2 separate regions of the Homo sapiens genome follow, and region 1 is linked to region 2. The links are chromatin loops, found by intact Hi-C in ENCODE. Cell type or tissue: Caco-2. All regions are shown on one strand. Region 1 overlaps LOC112267900 (a long non-coding RNA gene). Region 2 has its middle 13 kb from the start of FYB2.

What was found. Peaks named below come from ENCODE experiments on the same cell type or tissue, not always from the same donor. Only the 100,000 strongest peaks of a DNase experiment are listed, where the experiment ranks them.
Region 1: a loop joins it to region 2, with 5 times the contacts of the local background. A loop is called at or near these places in 9 of 110 quality-filtered maps.

Annotation. Positions count from the first base shown.
Region 1 is chr1:56,982,932-56,987,931 of GRCh38, forward strand. It overlaps LOC112267900 (a long non-coding RNA gene), which reads left to right. Exons shown (of 8, transcript XR_007066117.1): 3 at 4,496-4,633. Among named protein-coding and RNA genes, the nearest start is that of C8B, 19 kb to the left of the region's middle. In Caco-2, no CTCF peak of the experiment used is centred here; a DNase peak (open chromatin) is centred at 3,050.
Region 2 is chr1:56,830,159-56,835,158 of GRCh38, forward strand. No RefSeq gene overlaps it. Among named protein-coding and RNA genes, the nearest start is that of FYB2, 13 kb to the left of the region's middle. In Caco-2, a CTCF peak has its summit at 1,901 (motif pointing right); a DNase peak (open chromatin) is centred at 1,903.

The DNA of each region.
Region 1 (5,000 bases), 150 kb after region 2:
TGGGGATGAGAATGCCCATATTACAGGGGTCTTGTGAGAAAATGAAGAAGAATGTAGATATGCTAACTCCCCACCCTAAATACCATCATATATATATATAGACATATATATATAGACATATATATATATAGACATATATATATAGACATATATATATAGACATATATATATATATATAGACATATATATATATATATATAGACATATATATATATATATATAGACATATAGCTGTAAGGAGAAGGTGGGAAAGAACAGGCTTGGTGGAAAGGGGAAAATGCGAATGATAGATAGAGATAATTGTGAGCTGCCTAAAGGATGGACTCCTGGACTAGCTGTGCAGAGATGAAGAGATACACGGAGCTTGTCACAGGCCAAATAGCTATGGCTACGGGGAGGGGACAACTAGGTCTGGCCTTGCCCAGCAAGGAGTCAGGCTGTGATTTCTGGGGGACTAAGGACTGATTTGAAGCAGAACTGCAGCCTGATAAGACAGGGAGATGATCCAGTGCCACACAGAGAAGAGGCCTGCTGCCAAAAAGCTTGTCAGAACCTCAGGAAGACCCATTGGCACCCTGGGGAGGACATCCTGTAGCATCGGAGTGGACATCACCTATTGGAATTGAAACATGGTTCCTAAGAATGGGCTCTCATGGCCAGGATCCAAAAGGAAGGCTGTGGTTCCACGAGGAGACCTGTTCTGAGTCGAGATGACAAAGCTATCTCCAAACCCCACCTGCTAGGGAGGATAAGATTGCTAACAACCAGCTCTGTGGTCAGAACTGGCTCAGCTGCACAGGGTAGTGCTATTGGCAGCTAAAGATAGGGTGGGGGAAGAAGAGACCTACGAAGTGTTCCCAAACCCCTCTCCAACTCCCCGTTTGGACAAGAAAGCCTATCAAGGCTTCCGAGACATCTAAGGAGGAGAGCCAGTAACTGCTCAGAGTACATCTTTATGATGACATTCCAGAAAATTCACCACTTACTGTAGTTTAATTCCTCCTTGTCTATTTGAATACCTGGGTGGAAATATCAGACTCACCCAGGCTCAGTTCTACAGGTAACGTGGAGCCAAGGAGGGTCTTAGAAGAGCAGAGTAGATGAGCAAAGCTGTGTTTCTCAGACACTGCTTAAGATGCATTTCAAAGGGCAAAGACAAGGCGACCTCTTAGGAGGCTTGTTCTGCAGTGCTAGCGGGGATGAAGAAGAGAGGCTAAGGGATAAGCATGGCTAAGGTGGGATTATCAGAATCCACCTGTAAAAGTAGGGAGGAGGCATGGATGGCAGGGACCCAACAGACTTCAGGCAATACTCTGTCCTTTGCCCCATGAGGATAGCCTGTCTCCACAGGAGGAAGGCTGCGATTCTTCACCCACCCACTCTTCCTTGCAATGGAGACACCTAGAGAGTTTGGGGTAGTAAGAAAGGGTAAGGTTGAGAACCCAGCCATGTGTATTGGCCCAGACAGAGCCTTGGAAGGGAGAAAAGGAGAGGGTCACAGAAACTCGTTTCATAACCAAATTTCCAGCCACTTCTCCTCTACTGGGCCTCTGCTTCTGCATATGGAGGTGGGATTGGTGGTCACTGCTGCTTCTTAGAGAGGGTCACAAGGGAGTGTAAGGAGTGCCAGCAGCCAGGTGGGTGGGCATGAGAGCAGATCTCCCTGTGCTCCTCACCAGCGCTGGACCTCAGGCATTTTATTGATATTTAACAAGCACAAATTTAGAATTTACCATGTGCTAGGCACTTTATAATTGCTAGCCCATTTATGCCTAATTACAGTGCTAACCTCATCTCAATTTTACAGATGAGGCTACGGCAGCTCTGAGAAGTTAACTCACCCAATGTCTCAGAGCTACTAAGTGATAGAACTGGAATCCCTGTACTTTCCTGTAGGAATATTGTACCTAAATTTCATGTACACACATGTTGATCTATGTTGATCTATGTGTGCATGAAAGATGATCTTTCAAATCAATGGTTCAGTGAAAGAAAACAAGTTGTATGCATTGCATACTATTATTTATATTTTTTAAAAAGCAAACACCTATAAAACAAAAACTATGTATGTCTGTAGTAAACTTTTGTGAATGTAAATACCTAGGAGAATCTGGAAGGGCACACTGAATGGATAATTGTTTGTCTCTGGGAAAGAAACTAGGATAAAATGGCATGGTCAACAATTGGTTTTCTCTGTAATATTGTTATATTAAGAATGTGTTTATGGTCATGGTGTAATTAAAAATACATTTTTTAAAACTAATGGAAAAATAGGGTTGGCACAGTAAGGTTAGAAGCATAGAAGCAGACATGAAAGTTTTATATCTATGAATTTTATATTTTCTTTTTCTTTCTTTCTTTCTTTGGTTTTTTTTTTTTTTTTTTTAGATGGAGTTTCGCTCTTTTTGCCCACGCTGGAGTGCAGTGGCATGATCTCGGCTCACTGAAACCTCCACATCCCAGGTTCAAGTGATTCTCCTGCCTCAGCCTCCCGAGTAGCTGGGGCTATAGGTGCATGCCACCACGCCTGGCTAATTTTTGTATTTTTAGTAGAGATGGGGTTTCACCATGTTCGCCAGGCTGGTCACAAACTCCTGACTTCAAGCCTTCCAAAGTGCTGGGTTTACAGGCATGAGCCACCACACCAGGCCTATATTTTATATTGTCTAAACTTTTTAATTTTTATGTTTACTAAAATAAAGGGTGTATACTAAATAAACATGCTGTTGTTCCTTTGCAAGTTGTAAATTATAAACAATAGGCTTTGTAGATTGACAAAGATATGCTTCCTTTGATCACAGCATGGCTTTCATGGGTGAGGTGAGGTTGGCAATGATGGTGCTATAATTTTGAGAAGAAAGGCAGATTGTGAGTGATTGGGAGTAGAAATCTCTGGGCCTTCTTCCTCCTCCAACTCACTGATGGCCATGATCTCTAAAATGCCTCTGTTTTTCAGAGCTGAGTTTTGTGTGTCTCCTGAGTTAGTAAAGTCATTGGCTGTGTAAGGTACGCAAGGGTCTGGTCTTGCCCAACCCGTTTTCACATCTCTTTTGAAGAATGCATAAAGTGCAGGGTGCTTGGTTTTTTTCTGATGGTCTCTTTGTGCCTGTTTAAGGATGAGAGTGTGTCATTCAAACCTTGTCCAAAGATCAAACTCTCTTTGAGGAGGGGATTGATGGAATTCCACTGACTGCTTTATCAGTGTAGTTTGAAGCTTAGAGAGAGAAATTGCTTAAGTGCTTGTCAGTTTTGTTTTTGATCCCAAATCCTCTTCCTTTTTCTCCAACACACATTGCCCACTGTCACCAAACAACCTCTTCTAGTTCAATGAGTAACTTCTGGTCCTAATTAAGGAGTCAACTTGGAGTAATGATTAAGAACCTGAGTTCTAGAGTCAGACTCTGGATGTGAATTTTAGCCCTTCCAAGTGCAGCTTCTGTGACCTGTGAGCTTTCTCTCTAAGCCTCGGTGCCATTCTTGTAAAGTGGGAACAATAATAGTTTAAACCTTACAGGGCTGTTGTGAGGATGAACTGAGACAATCTAAGTAAAGCATCTCACATGGTGTTTAATACAAATTAAAAGCTCAACAAATACTTCCTATTATTATGACATCTGCATAGCATTTCATCACCTTGGTCTAAAGGTGGGGTTTGGAGATAGCATTGTCCCAGCAGGTGGGGTTTGGAGATAGCTTTATCATCTCGACTCAGAACAGGTCTCCTTGTGGAACCATGGCCTTCCTTTTGGATCCTGGCCATGAGAGCCCATTCTTAGGAACCATGTTTCAATTCCAGTAGGTGATGTCCACTCCAATGCAGCAGGATGTCCTCCCCAGGGTGCCAATGGGTCTGCCTGGGGTTCTAACAAGCTTTTTGGGACCAAACCCCTTCTCTGTGTGCTGCAGTTCTGCTTCAAATCAGTCCTTAGTCCCCTAGAAATCACAGCCTGACTCCTTGCTGGGCAAGGCCAGACCTAGTTGTCCCCTCCCCGTAGCCATAGCTATTTGGCCTGTGACAAGCCCCTTGTATCTCTTCACCTCTGCATTACTAGTCCAGGAGTCCACCCCTTAGGCAGCTCACAGTTATCTCTATCTATCATTCACATTTTCCCCTTTCCACCAAGGCTGTTCTTTCCCACCTTCTCCTTACTACCAGTTCTTTTTATGTTTTCTTAATAACAAAAGTGTTGTTGGTTCTTAAAACAACATTTATTTTTTTCTGACTAAAAAAAGGATAGCTATTCAGTATAGAGAAACAGGACAACATTGCACATGTATCCCGGAACTTAAAATTAAACTAAATTAAATTAAAAAGAGAGAAACAGGAAAACAAAATAAAAAATTTCAGTGCACAGAATAAAATGGAAATCATATGTAATCCTACTACCTGGATTTTTACAGTTTTTTTTCTATGCTTATATGTGAGTATGTACATTTACCCAACCAAATTAGAAATGTAATGTATACATGATTGTATACTTTTTTTTTTTGACAGGGTCTCGCTCTGTCACCCAGGCTGGAGTGCAGGCGTGCTATCTTGGCTCACTGCAACTTCTGCTTCCCGAGTTCAAGAGATCCTCATACCTCAGCCTCCTGAGTAGCCGGGACTACAGGCATGCGCCACCACACCCAGGTAATTTTTGTATTTTTAGTAGAGACAGGGTTTCATCATGTTGGCCAGGCTGGTCTTAAACTCCTGGCCTCATGTGATCTGCCTGCCTTGGCCTCCCAAAGTGCCAGGATTACGGGAGTGAGCCACTGCATCCGGCTTGATTTTACACTTTGTTATATTGAATGATTACTGAAAAACAGTCTGAAAAACAATGGGGTAAAATAGGTTCTGTAACATTGTAATGGCTGCATTCATAAACATTCATAAAATTACACTGATTGATTGATGTGGAAAATAAATATAAGAGACATGGTCTCTGTCTTCAAGGAGTATATCAGTGATTATATAGTCATAGCATCCTATTCTACAAATATAATATTTAGCTAGT
Region 2 (5,000 bases):
CCCCCACTCCCACTTAAATCCCTCTGTGAGTTAAGGAAAAGCTGGTTCCTCCCCCTCCGTCCCTCCCCCCCTGCCTCCACCAATCAGATTCCCACCAGCCCCAAATGTGGGAACTGATTGGCAGTTCATCAGCACATATTCTCCATCTCAACAAAGGGATGGGTTCACTTGTAAGCATATGATCTAAGCCAGTCCAATCAGGGGATTTTTTTTCTCGAAATATTGGGATGGGGTTTCCTCTTGCCCTTAAAGCTCACTAGGAACATGTAGTAGCAGGAGCTGCTGACAGCCATCTTTGACCATCAGGGGAGTCAGGTTAAGAATGAAGCTTTACCAAGCAGAATAAAGAGTGGTCCTTGAGTTGCTGAATGGATTAAACCAGGTCTAAGGCTTCATCTAGGCTTGAAGTTTCCAGCTCTGGAAGCCAATAAAATCCCCTTTCAGTTCGCCCATTGGAGTTGGATCTTCTTTTTCTTACAAATAAAAACCTGGGTAATAGCCACAAAAATGCTCTTCCAGCATGAAAATATTGCTTGTGTGAAGCACAATGGCTTTTTTTTTTTTTTTTTTTGAGACGGAGTCTTGCTCTGTCGTCCAGGCTGGAGTGCAGTGGCGCCATCTCGGCTCACTGCAAGCTCCGCCTCCCAGGTTCATGCCATTCTCCTGCCTCAGCCTCCCGAGTAGCTGGGACTACAGGCGCCCGCCACCACGCCCGGCTAATTTTTTCTATTTTTAGTACAGACGGGGTTTCACCATGTTAGCTAGGATGGTCTCGATCTCCTGACCTCGTGATCCGCCCGCCTCGGCCTCCCAAAGTGCTGAGATTACAGGCGTGAGCCACCGCGCCCGGCCTCACGATAGCTTTTAAATCAGCATTTATTCAGCCCTGATAGATGCCAAATGTTTTCACATACATTGTTTTGTTGATTCTTTATATATTTACCCTATCTTTAGATGAGGAAATGGTGGCCCAGGGGGATTCAGTGACTTCCTTTAATAGTCAGGGTAGTTGAACCTGGCTGCTCTAACAAACAGTCATCATATCTCAGCACTTTACCATATATATGAGTATTTCCTGCTCACATCACAATCTAATGAGAATTAGGTGGCTTTCCTGGGTGGGTGTCCTTTAGATGATGATTCATGGATTTGGTTCACCTCCCTTGTGTGATCCTGACGTTTTGGAATATTTTGTTTCCGTTGGTGTGGATTTAGAGACAGAGTGTGTGAAAAATCTTCAGGGAAGCTTCAGAGGTAAGGCCTGGAAGTGTGGCATCACTTTTGCCCACGTCCTACTGTCCAGAATCTAGTAGCGTGGCCAACTGCAAGGGAGGCTGGGGAACAGTCTTCTTCGTGCCCAGAGGAAGAGGGCGAGCATCTCCCTGTCACCCCTGTGGAGGGCCATCCCAGGATCCCTCCTGGTGCAGCTTGTAAGTGGGGCCGGGATTCTAAGCTAACCGTCTCGTTCTACCGACTCCTTCCGCGTCTGTTTCTCTTGCTTCTCTTCCTTTTTCTCCTCCGCCTCCACCCCCCATACACAGTCGTATTTAGCTAATCCCCTCCATACGTAGTTACACTGCTTATGCAAAGGTCAGCTGATATTTCTTCCCTCAGTATCTTCTTAAGGGAAGAAGAAACCCCCAGCCCCCCTGACATTTGATAGAACCACAGAGGCTGTTGTTACTTGAGAAAAATGTTCACCACATAATAATGTATATGAGGAATTGATCATTTACTTACCCTCAAAGCAGATGGACTTTATAAGCAGAAGTGCTCTGTAATGCAGGCATGACTGGGAAGAACAAATCACATTTCTCTGTGTACTTAGGGGAGAAAGAATTAATTCAAATGCAGGGTCTGCCGCTTCAGGTCCATTTACGGAAGCCGCAATCCTGCACTATGACCACCAGGGGGAGCGCTAGGCCCATCCCTGCACAGGTAGCTATTTTTAGAGGTTGCTTCTAGCCTGGAGGAAGAAACGAAAGAAATAAAAGACTATGATACTTTTTTTTTTTAACCGGACCAACTTATAAATTATTTGTAAGTCCAATAAAAGGCAATTATCAACATTTCCTACTATTTCAGGAGTAATATATTCTATGTTAGAAAAAGATGCACTTTATTCCATGGCTATGATTCAGACAATGGGAAATTGGAGACAACCACAGCAAAAAAAAAAAAAAAAAAAAAAAAAAAAGATTGTTACCCTGTGTAAATCTTTGTCTTTAAAACCCAAATCAGAGGATGTGAATTCTGGCCCTAGTGGGCATGAGATATTTGCCCTGAAGGCTGTGGAATTTGATGGGCTGGGGAAGGCGACTGGAAGGTATGTGTGTGATGCGTGTGCAGTAACACTGTGTATAACTCTCATTCTTTCCACAGCACAAGGGAAGTGAGTCAGAGTACTCTTGTCCAAACAACTGAATAGTGAGCAATAGCAAATTGTTTTAGGAAATATAGTTTTATTATTTCTAACTCTGTAGGCATACAATATAATAATGAAGCTCAGAAGATATTCTCATATATGTATGTATATATATATACATACACACAGACATATATATATACACACAGAGAGAGAGAGAGAGAGAGAGAATGTGTGTGTGTGTGTGTGTGTGTGTGTGTGTGTGTGTGTGTGTGTGTGTGTTTCGCTATGTTGCCCAGGCTGGCCTCAAACTCCTGGGCTCAAGAAAATGTGTCCTCCTGCCTCAACCTCCCAAAGTGCTGGGATTACAGGTATGAATCACTACTTCCAGCCAGAAGAGATCCTCTTCTAATAAACAAAATTGTTGTTTTCAAAGAGCCCTCCTATTCTTTCCAATCAATTGTATGAGCATCACTCTCTTGCCAAGCAGCAGTGTCGTGTGATGGGACAAGCATGGTTCCTTGACTCCAGAAAAACAGAGCCTGAACCTTGCCTCTGTGAGTCAGTAAAACTGAGACTTTGGGCAAATAACTGAACCTCCTCCATCTTCGGTTTCTATAATACAATACCTATCTCCCAGAATGAACACAAACCTGGAATGAGACAGTATACATGAGTACCTAGCTCAATAAATGTTAGCTTTCTACTTTGATAAGGTCTCTTGTTTCCCTACAGATGGCAACAAATACATTTGAACAGAGTTGCTGGATTCTACATTGTCACATATTCTGAGTCTGTGGGCCTGGATGAATGAGGTTTTGCTTTGAAGCCATTGTAGGGATGAGGAGTGGGTGAAGGTGGACCCGCTCGGGTGTGGAGGCAGGCTTACCGAATCCCTTAGCTCTAAAGAAAAAGCATGTTTCCAGGGCTATGTGTTCTCCAGAGAACTGAGGCCCTTCACTGAGCTGAGAAGGCCTTTTTCTCAAGCACAGGGAACAAAGCAGCAGGCAGTGGGAATGTGAACCTGTAAACCAAGGCTCCCATCAGCTGCTGTGACTACTTGGAGACCTTTTCCTGACTGTGTGACAAGCAGAACAATAAGAGCTGATAAAGCTCAGAGCCTCTGCTGGGGCAAACGACTGAATGTTTGTGTGCCCCCCAGATTCATAAGTTGAATCCTAACCCCCGATGTGATGATATTTGGAGGCGGGGCCTTTGGATGGTGCTAAGGTTATGAGAGTGGAGCCCTTACAAATGGGATTAGTGCTATTATAAAAGGGGCCATGGCACTATTCACAATAGCAAAGACTTGGAACCAATCCAAATGTCCATCAATGATAGACTGGATTAAGAAAATGTGGCACATTTACACCATGGAATACTATGCAGCCATAAAAAAGGATGAGTTCATGTCCTTTGTAGGGACATGGATGAAGCTAGAAACCATCATTCTCAGCAAACTATCGCAGGGACAAAAAACCAAACACCACATGTTCTCACTCATAGGTGGGAATTGAACAATGAGAACACTTGGACACAGGAAGGGGAACACCACACACTGGGGCCTGTCGTAGGGTGGGGGGAGGGGGAAGGGATAGCATTAGGAGATATACCTAATGTAAATGACAAGTTGATGGGTGCAGCACACCAACTGGCACATGGATACATATGTAACAAACCTGCACATTTTGCACATGTACTCTAGAACTTAAAGTATAATATATAAAAAAAAGGGGGCCATGGAGAGCTACCTCACTGCTTCCACCATGTGAGGTTACAGTGAGAAGCTGGTGTCTGTGAACAAGGATGTGGGTTTTCACTAGACACTGAATCTGCTGGGGCCTTGATCTTGGACTTCCCAGCCTCTAGCAATGTGAGAAATAAAATGCTTGTTGTTTAAGCCACCAAGTCTATGAGTATTCTGGGTTATCATAGCCCGAATGGACTAAGATAGCTAGTGTCTAGGGAACTTGGAGGTGCAACGTGTAGAGCTTGGAAGAAGGTGAGTTGCAGGCATTCTGAAGATTACCAGGACTCTGGGGGTCAGCTCAGTGCTCCAGAAACAAGAAAAAGCTGACGCCCCTAGAGAAAAAGCCCATTTGCCACAAGGTTTGCCATCAGGCGGCACTGTGAGCCCAGCACCTGCTCCCCATTCACAGAACTGGTCTTGAACCACTCATTTCTACCCACCCATTCCTCCAGGCCTGATCCCTGTTTGTGAGCATTAGCCTAAGACCTCATGCTCATCTCTGCTGTTTATCCTTAGTACCCCTCCACACCTGTCCTCCACCTTTCTCAGCCGTTGTCTGTGCCCTGGGAGACTGCACCACCTGGACTTCTTTGCTGCCTGTTCAGGTTAGGAAGCTCCAGCAGGAGGTCCCAAAGTGAGATAAGAAGGAAGGTGAGGTATTTCTTCCCTGCCCCTCTTCCTACTTGGGCGTGAAACTCTGCCACTCCTGGTACCCTTCCAGCAACTGGAGCTCCCACCAACCCTCCTCATGGCCCCCATCCCCGTGGGGATCTAGTGATCATCTTTCCCCTGCCACCTTGCTCCTTCTACCATCTGTGTGGTAATGGCTTCCTGCTCTTGCTCCGTGCTGGGTGCTCCACTCTTCCTTGTCAATTCCCTCAACCC